2 separate regions of the Homo sapiens genome follow, and region 1 is linked to region 2. Evidence: chromatin loops called from intact Hi-C (ENCODE). Cell type or tissue: PC-3. All regions are shown on one strand. Region 1 overlaps INPP4B (inositol polyphosphate-4-phosphatase type II B). Region 2 overlaps INPP4B (inositol polyphosphate-4-phosphatase type II B).

Region 1 (5,000 bases), 130 kb after region 2:
TGGTATATCTGAGGTCATGAGCCTCAATCCATGGCCTCAGATATACCATGTCTGAGGCCATGAACCTCAATTCTTACATCATCTAGAGATGTCACCTCCCCTTATTTCATGAAAATTTTTACTTGGGGTGCACTCTGTCTCAGTTCAGCATTACTCCTCCCAGACTTCTTGTGATTCAGTAGCCACAGGGGTGCCCTTTTCTTAGCTCAATGGCCTCTCAGGCTTTTCTCTGCCCTATTTGAGTACCCATTCTCATTGTCATCTCCGAGATCTCATCATTAATCCCAATGCTCCAGAGTCTCAATTTTAAGCATCCTATTTTCTGAGTTCTATCACCTCTCTTTCCAGTACACTCCCTCCAGTTGCTCTTTGACTGTCCCGAGTCATTGATGTGAAGTCCTGCTCTGTCCTACACAGCCCCTCCCCCACATCCACTTTTCTTATCCATCACTGAGAAATCACAAAACGATTCCCTCGCATATACCCTCAACTCCTGTGCCCCGCTATCCTGTTGCTATATTCCACAAGCAAAATATAAATTGATTAACTGATTAATTCACTGATTTAAAAATTACAACAAAAACTGTGGCTAAGCCCAGAGTTTCGCATACCTATTTCACACTTGTATTGCTGTAGCTGAACAGGCTGGGGAAACTTGACTTCCGTGCTTACAGGTTTTATTTGGTACACGACCCCTAGTTATACCTAGCAAGGGTATAGGTACCCTTGCTAATACTGTACCCACTATGCTCCCCTGATTCATTCACTCTCCCACTTTCTGGGACCACTATTTTACACCTCCACATTCCTAAAAGCTCTAAAATATCTCTCCTCTTCCTCTTTCTCTGCTGATTTATAGTTTCTGTTTCACTGAGAAGAAGAATCTGACAAGTTCCCACTCCACATTTACCAACCTATCAGCTGATTTATCTGATTTTCATTTCCCTGAGAAGGAAAATTTGACAATTTCCCATGCCATGTTTACTAGTCTACCTGCACCTTCTCTACCTTTCTTCCTGTTATTATACAAAAACTCCCTTTTCGTTTCTAAAGTCAACTCGTCTTCTGTCTAGTGTTTTAGATTCTATCTCTTCTCACTTATTTGAGAACATTATTCCAGCACTTATGTCATTTTTCTTTTGCATCATAAATTATTTTCTCTGCTAGATCATGTGTATCAGCGTTAAAAAATGCCATCAAATCTCCTGTTTATCTTTCTAACTTATGTCCCATTTCTCTGGTCCTCTTTATAGCAGAACCAGAGTAAGAACTATGTCTACTTTGCCTCCCTCCTCTGATTGTCTTTTGAATCTATTCTCATCAGGTTTTCATTCCTATTACTTTAGCAGCTAAACAGCATTTGTCATGATCAGTAATGGCTCCATATTGCTAAATCCAAAGGATAATTGTCAGTGTTCCTCTTCCTTGGGATATCTGCCCAGTGGATCAATTGCTCACTCCTCAAAACCTATTCTTCCCTTGTTATCTGGGACACCAGACTTCATTTTCCTGTGGTCATTTCTTCTCTGTTTCTTTTGCTGGTTGCTCCTCATCACTATCACCTATAAATGTTAAAGGGTCCTATACCTCAGTTTAGGATGAAAAGTCTCCTCTTCACTCTTCATTCACTTTCTTCCATCTAGTCTTAAAGCTTTTAATGTCATCTGTATTCTGATGATTCCTATATGCGATGCATCACATAATGATGTTTTGGTCAATGACAGACTGCATATACAACCAATGGTGGTTCCATAAGATTATAACACCATATTTTTGCTCTGCCTTTTCCATGTTTAGGTACACAAGTACTAACCATTGTGTTATAATTGCCCATAGTATTCAGTACAGTAACGTGCTGTACAGCTTTTTAGCCTAGGAGCAAAAGGCTATCCCATATAGCCTAGGTGAGTAGCAGACTATATCATCTAGGTTTATGTAAGTACACTCTATGACATTCACACAAGGACAAAATTGCCTAATGGCATATTTCTTAGAATATATTCTGTCATCTAGCAACGCATGACTGTTCTTATAGCTCTAGCCTTGGCCAATTCCTTGAACTCCTGACTCTAATATCCAACGACCTAATGATAATTGAACACTAAATAAGTGTCTCAAATTTAAAATCTGCTAAACTGAGCTCCTCATTCCTGCCTGCTGCCCACCATGTCCCCAAATTCTGTTTGTCCTCACCATCTCCCCATGTAGGAAATTGCAATGCTACCCTTCCTATTGTTGAGGGAAAAATCCATGTAGTCTCTGATTCCTCTTTCTCATATTCTCTATAGCCAGTCAGTCACAGTATCTTATTAGCTCTACCTTAAAAATAAAACTAAAATCGGATACATCTCCTCTTCCTCCTAATTTCTCCAAACTCATCTTCATGATCCTCTCTGCCCCCTACAGTTTATTTTCCATATTGCAGCCCAAGTTGTGTCTAAAACTTGTCAGTTCAAAATCTTCTGTTGATTATTTGACCTCACTCAAAGTAAAAGGCAAAGGTCTTACAGTGTTTTCTATAGAGCTCTACATCATCTCACTCCCCATTGCTGTGGTAATCAGAATGCTAAGATGTTCCCCAAGATTCTCAGCCCCTGGTGCAGCTGCTCTACATAACACCCGCCCCTTGATTACAGGTTGCACCGTGAATATATGCTGCCTGTAATTATACACAGGTGGCTGGGATAACCATGCATAATAGTGTCTTAGCAGACTGGAGATGGAAATTCTGACCTTGAGGAGGCAAACCACCATGTGAACTGCCAATGTGGAGGGCCTTATGGCAAGAATGGCCTTGAGACTGAGTGTTATCCTGATAACCAACAAGAAAATGCGAACCTCAGTCTTAAAGCCACAAGAAAATAAGTTCTACCAACAAGCTGAATTAGTTATAACGTGGATTTTTCTAAGACTGCATTCCAGCCTATATCTTGATTTCAACCTTGTTAGGCCCTGAGCAGAGGACTCTGACTGGACTTTTGATTTATAGAAACTGTGAGATAATAAGTCCAGTCAGAGTTTAGGTCAGTGGGTTTATGGAAATTTGTTATGTAGCAATGGAGAACTAATACATACCCATCTGATTTGGTCTTCTAGTCCTTTCTTCCCCACCTATCTAGCTTTAGCCACATTGGCATCTTTGCTGTTTCTCAAATAGGGTAACCAGGATTCACTTCAAGGCTTTGGGATCATCTGCTTCTTTCTGCAAAAATCTTGCCCCAAGAAGGATGTATGACTCATTTCTTTACACTTTAGGTGTGTGTTCAAATGTCATCTTATTAAAAAGCCTTTCCCAACCACTGAAAACAAAGTAGCAGCCCCAACACAGCACTCATCCACCTTTTACCCTGCTTAATTTTTCTCCATGGCACTTGTCATATTTTGACATATCACATTTGTTTATCACTAGAATATAAGTTCCATGCGGGCAGAGAATTTTGTTCTGTTACATTATTGTGCATGGATTAGCGTTTAATAGTACTAGTAAGTGCTTAATAAATATTTGTAAATTAGTATTTTCTGTAATTTTGACCTTAATTTTACATCTTTATGGTGTTTTATGTATTTTAAAATGATTTTATTATGTGTTGTCAGAGTAAATGAGAATTTAAAAAATTTAAAAATCACAGGATTTTATAACTGAGTGACAAACATTTAAAACAAATCCTAATGCAATTAAGCATAAAAATACAGGGATTAAGAATTGCTCAGTTTCAGAGTACATGCCTCATTGTGTAATTTAAAGCTCAGTGAATTTCTGGGTGCACAGGTTTGAAATACATTACACTCTAAAATTATGTTCAACACTGTATAACGTTGACCTTTTAATACTAGCTGTTATTTTAGAGATTTCTTTGCATTCTTTCCTACCATTAAAAAGACATAAAACCCAAAAGCATACAAATTCTCTATATATAATTCCAAATTTGAATATTAAATATTGTCACATCACTAGCATTTAATACTGATTGTTTAATAATTTAATACTCCAGTTCTCCATACCTGTTATCTATGGAAAGTTTTCAGAGTGTCTAAAAGCATTTTGATTGGTTTTGTAATGTTTACAAACCATTCATGTAAAAAGTTTTTGTTGAAGAAGCAAAAAAAAAAAAATGCTTAGCTATCTATCCAGACTGTTTTCACCTGGCCTTATAAGTGTATCTATTTTTTGCTTCTGAAAATTTCCACAGGAAGTCAGGTATTCCCAGTCATCTATCTATAACCTCCTATAACATATTTCTTTCTTGCCACAATCATCTTCCTCTCCCAATAGTCTGTGTTTAAAAGGTGTAGCACTCTTTTCCTCTTTCTCTTACTCAAAACTAAAAATACAAAAAAAAAAAATGAAATAAATGAACTTAACAAAAAGTCTCAGGAACAGTTTCTTTTCTGTAGGTCTAAATGTGATAATTTTAGATGATAGGTGGCCAGCTGATTTATGCATCACTGGCTTGGTAAATATATTGCACCTCCTGAATGAGAATCTAGTCTGTTATGAAATGCTTCCTACTATTCAGGTGAAATTTCTTCCTTTCCTATATGAAATTTCTAATGTCTTTAGATATTTTGAATTTATAGTGCATGGGATAAAATCCATACTTTAATCCAACATTCCAAGTAAATGTCAGAAATTTGCTTGACATGGAAGAGGATAACATTTTAATAATGTGGTTTCTGTATGCCCAGACTAAATGGCTGTGCGATTTTTTTGTTTGTTTGTTTGGTATTGATTTATTATCGGAGAAAATGGATGTGTCCTTTCTCATTTATCCCATTTTATACATTAACATAGAGTAAAATTGACTTTTTATTGTTGTACAGTTCTATGAATTTTAACACATGTATGAACAGAGTCCGTATCCACAGTCCAGATACAGAACTTTTCCATTACCACAAAGAAACCCCTTCACACCCACACCAACCCCTGGCCACCACTGATCTGTTGTCCATCAAAATAGCTATTCCTTTTTGAGAATGAAATTGAATAAATTGAATTGTAT
Region 2 (5,000 bases):
CTTGAGCATATGATTAGTATAAAAATATAGGATAGATAAAATCCATTTTTTGTGTTAATGCACAGTATAACTATATATTAATGTCAATAATAATTTAAAGGGACTCATATATTAGCATTCTATATACATTACCTTATTGTCTTTATAGCAAATTTATGAAGTACATTCTTTTACTTCCATTTTGCAGATGCTAGAATAGAGATTCAAAGAGATTGAGTAATTCATCCAAAGTCATATATAGCTCTCTCAAATAAGGTTTTATCTTAAGTTAAAAAAAATTTCTTTATCCTCCATACACTATGGTATGTGGTTTCTCCTCTAAGTCTAAATTTCCTTTGGCTAATTTTGAGTACAGAATTGTAGAGATGTGGAAATTCTTGTCATATCCCCCTCACTGATTCCCACGCACCTGTGGCCACTGCTTTGTTCTGGAAGAAAGAGGATAAATTTTGTTAGATTCCATTAACAATGAATGGCAAGAAGAGAGATGAAGTAAGAGTGAGGCAAGAGAAAAGACCTCACTTCACAGAAGAAAGTTTTCTTAGGGGGAAAGAGATGGTCACTTGGGGTTGACCACCAATTCACAGTGCCTCAGTGGTTCACACCACCACTCTCGTGAAAGCCTGGGGCAGGCATCTGCTTGTTGACACCCCCCTTGTCTAATGTATGCTTTACAACTACTTGAATTCGAGCAGTGTTGCTGAACTCAAAAGCACCTGAATGAACAGTTGTGTTCTACTTCAAATTGATTATTGCTGAGACTGAGCTCTCTGATGTGAATCAAGAGGTATTTTTAGGCTTCCAGCCAAAATTGGTTGGAATGATAGAAATGATCATGGACTCAATAGCCTTCACCTGATTTTGAAATAATGGCCACAGGAAACAGAAACTGATATTTTATAAAAAGCAGTATTTTGGTATAGACAGTATCTTTGATTTCACAAAAATCCTGAAGAGTCCCACCTTTTAGCTCTGGACTCTCCAGTGAGAACTACTGGAGCAGAAGAAAATCTGTGCCCTCTTCCTAAGAGGCTAGGTAGTAGCTGTAAGCGTCAAGACTAGAATTTGGCAATTTCTATTCCTCAGAAAAACTTCTGGCCAAATCTATCAAACAGATGTATTTTGTGCAGCTGTTCCAGTGTTCACCTGCACAGTGACTGGGGATTTCAAGCTTTGGAGAAATCCTAAAATCAAGGACACAGTGGGCCTTCATTTTTTCAGGCAATGACTTTGTATAGAGGTTCCATCTTATGACATAGTGTAAGCTTTCCAGTTTGTTCAGTGCCTAGCCCTCCCTGGACATATTGAGTCTTTATTTGTTTATTATTTTTTGAGATAGAGTCTCAGTCACCGGAGATATTGAGTCTCTTTATTTATTTATTTATTTATTTATTATTTTTTGAGAAGGAGTCTCGCTCTGTTGCCCAGGCTAGAGCACAATGACGCAATCTCGGCTCACTGCAACCTCCGCTTCCCGGGTTCAAGCGACTCTCCCACCTCAGCCCTCCGAGTAGCTGGGATTAAAGGCACCCACCACCATGGCCAGCTAATTTTTGTATTTTTAGTAGAGATGGGGTTTTGCCATGTTGGCCAGGCTGGTCTCGAACTCCTGACCTCAAGCAATCTGCCCTCCTTGGCCTCCCAAAGTGCTGGGATTACAGGCGTGAGCCACCGCATGTGGCCCCCTCCATTTATTTTTATTATTATGCTTCCACTGAGGATTTCCTTCTCGTAGAGTGAAAACTGCCTGGCTCCTGTACAAATATGAGCTGGGGATGCCTGTAGGCATCTCACTCACAGCTACTCATAGTAGAATGTGAACCCTCATGTTACTAGTTACCATAGCAAAAGTAATCAGGAAATAAAAAGTCACTTATTGCTCTTTATTTTTTTTCTGATGACAAGTCACAAATTATGGTTTAAAAATATATTCCTTCTGTATTATTATTTTTCCCACATTTCAATAAAAAATACACTGGATACAAGCACACTAGAATCCCCATCTATCAACATCCTGCATATTTAAACTCTTCTGAGGTCTAAGAACACTTTTAAACAATTCAATACTAAGCAAAGCCATTAAGAAGGCAGAAATTAAAAATCTACTGATGAATGAAGGATTGCAGTAGCATTTGTTTGTTACTGACCATTAGATTGAAGTGGGTAGAATTCTTAAATAAACAAAACGAAACAGAAGCAAAATCCCAAAGCATTGCTTTCTTTTAGTCTTCTGAGCTGATGAAGGCCACAGATGCAGGCCACTCCTAGAGTAGAATTATATTTGGTTAATGAGCAGTGGTAAGTATAGCTGGAAGACAGATATAACTTTTTATTTATTTATGAGACAGAGTCTCATTCTGTCACCCAGGCTGGAGTGCAGTGGTGTGATCTCAGCTCACTGCAACCTCCGCCCCTGGGGTTCAAGCAATTCTTGTGCCTCAGCCTCCCAAGTAGCTGGCACTACAGGAGTGTGCCACCACGCCCAGCTAATTTTTGTATTTTTAATAGAGATGGGGTTTCGTCATGTTGGCCAGGCTGGTCTGGAATTCCTGATGTCAGGTCATCCTGGCCTCGGCCTCTCAAATTGCTGGGATTCCAGGCATAAGCCACCTCACCCATTCACTTTTTTTTTTTCCTGAAAACAGATTTTTCAGGATTCTTTATTGGCTGCTAAATAATTCTCATACGGATTAGATTTTATAGTGATCATATGAGTAATATCTTCACAAAACAATCCAATCACTCATTATTTATCAGCCGTCTGGTGGGACTGATTCAGTATGTACAGATCCATGATGTGAATAGGTTTCACCTTATGAAATGCAATGACTCATGTACTAATTTGGTATTTATGAAGAAATATTGGACCTGGTAACAGCTTTTAAAAAGCTGAGTATGACTGAGTCAATAAAAACAATTTTACACAATAATAAAACACCAGATATTGGTAAATGTTGATATTAATATATATTAGTATGATATTAGTAAACTTTTTTTTTGCATAGAAAAGTCCATTTATAAAAAGGCCCAATTTCCTCACTTCCACCCTGAGAGGTAGGTAGATAGATGAGGCAATTAAGTGTCAGAGTTTGTGACTTACTCAGTGCCACAGAACTAGAAAGCAGGAAATCTGGGAGCACAGCTTAGGAATTCTGCCTGATCTCGGGTTCTCTCCAGGATATCATGCTGCATAAGACTTAGGGTACAGTAAATCCTCTGAGCTGTAGGAAGAAAAAAGTGCAGCCCAAGATGTAACTATTATTGTTTTCCTGACAAGATGTAACCGTATTGTTTTTAGATGTGGAATATAATAAAAATACAAAGCATCATCATTATTTTTATCAGTATTAGGGAATGTGCAAATTGGGTTGGACAGAACATTTCAGTGTAATAGAAATTTTCTCTGTTTTTATGGGGAACGAGGGTGAGAGTCTCTCTGATAAAATGGAGAACAGCTGCTCATTTCTGGGAAATAACCACAGCCCACAATCAAGTCTGATAAGAACTCAGAAAAGAAGTGACTTATTTTGAGCAAAGGTGTCATGAGCTCACAAGGTAAAAGATGGGGCTACAAGCAGAAAGTGGGCAAGATGCCTGTATTTGAAACACAGTGGCCTCAGCTTTAAAATTCTGATAGATATATGTCAATATCAGGAAACGGAAAAAGAGCTGTTTACTGTAAGCAGAAAACCAACAGTTGAATTTTATGAGCAATAAAATTAAACACATTCATATTGCAAGTAAAGGAAATGATCAAAATAACCACCAAAGAACAGTGAAAATCTAAATCTAGCTTTTTCTTTCCTTCCGGTGATACGTTGACATTATTGAAACCTGGCACCAGTATTTTTTAAAACTCTAAGTCTCTTGGGTTGAGTAATAATCGTGGTGTGGCGGTGGGTCTTCCAAAGAGAGGTGCCATTGTGCAGGAGGGCAGGTCGGCATGCCAAGAAGAGAAATGAAGCCAGTGGGGTAGGATGTAAGCTACCAGAGAATTCTAGTAATGTAAATGTGAGCACTTCATGTTTCCAAGCCTCTAGTTCTAGTTCTATGTAAAACTGAAATAATTCAAAGCACCATTTTAAGGAATAGAGAGATAATTAGCAAAATGCCTCAAAAATAGTAAGGGTTAAATACATTGTAGCTATTATGTTTTTTCCATACATGCTTTCATAAGCTCTCTTCTGTTACTAGAGGCATGTGGTTTATATAAGGAAAAAAAAGTATATGACAAAACGCCATACAGAAGCAGCAGGATCTGAAAGTCTGGTAAGAAGTTAAGCAGTTAAATAATTTTCCCAGTGTTGCCTAGCTATTTGAACTGGACTAAAACCAAGCCTGTTTCATTCCGAAGTTCCTGCTTTTTCTATCTCCTTGTACTTCTGAAAGAGATTATCTGTAAACAATTGAAAGGTGATAATTGCATCTATACTTTCCTTTGCTTTCAAGTTTCAGATTTAAGCCATATTACCTTTGTTACCAATGGTAAGGACCTTGCAAGCTCTGACCACAACATACCTTAAATACCTCATCTTTCTCTCCCTTCCTGTTATGGTCTGAGAAGTGGGGTAGGGATGGTATAGAACCCTGCATGCCCTCACCATGAAATCAAGGACCCAGGGCTACTTCCCCCATCCATAGCTCCAGCCTGCAGCAAGCCACCAGCCGAATTTAACTTGAACCACCTCTAGTGAGGGCACTTTACATCTCAGCAACTCAGCTGAAGGGAGTAAAATTATTATTTCAAAGGTGGGAGGCGAGGGTGGCGGGGATAGAGAGGAAAGTCGATTCAGACTTGCTTAAAAGGAATATTTTTCTGGATTTTTCTTCCTCAAATTGGGGGAATGATATGTGAGAGGAGAAAATATTCAAGTAAATATGGTATGGTGGCGAGGGTCTGTAATATGAGCCTGGTGTCTCAAGGGAAAGTTTTTAACTTTTGTGGCCCCTGGGCAAGAATTAACCCATCTCCTCCAGGCTTAGCTTGAATTCCAGACCAG

Evidence for each region. Hi-C counts contacts between places; a loop is a spot of excess contacts. Peaks named below come from ENCODE experiments on the same cell type or tissue, not always from the same donor. Only the 100,000 strongest peaks of a DNase experiment are listed, where the experiment ranks them.
Region 1: a loop joins it to region 2, with 1.9 times the contacts of the local background. A loop is called at or near these places in 4 of 110 quality-filtered maps.

What each region holds. Positions count from the first base shown.
Region 1 is chr4:142,280,452-142,285,451 of GRCh38, reverse strand. The region is part of intron 9 of INPP4B (inositol polyphosphate-4-phosphatase type II B); the gene reads left to right. Among named protein-coding and RNA genes, the nearest start is that of INPP4B, 560 kb to the left of the region's middle. In PC-3, CTCF peaks have their summits at 2,179 and 2,391 (motif pointing left); no DNase peak of the experiment used is centred here.
Region 2 is chr4:142,405,894-142,410,893 of GRCh38, reverse strand. The region is part of intron 5 of INPP4B (inositol polyphosphate-4-phosphatase type II B); the gene reads left to right. Among named protein-coding and RNA genes, the nearest start is that of INPP4B, 440 kb to the left of the region's middle. In PC-3, no CTCF peak of the experiment used is centred here; DNase peaks (open chromatin) are centred at 1,793, 2,673 and 4,553; H3K4me3 peaks cover 2,157 bases; H3K27ac peaks cover 4,379 bases.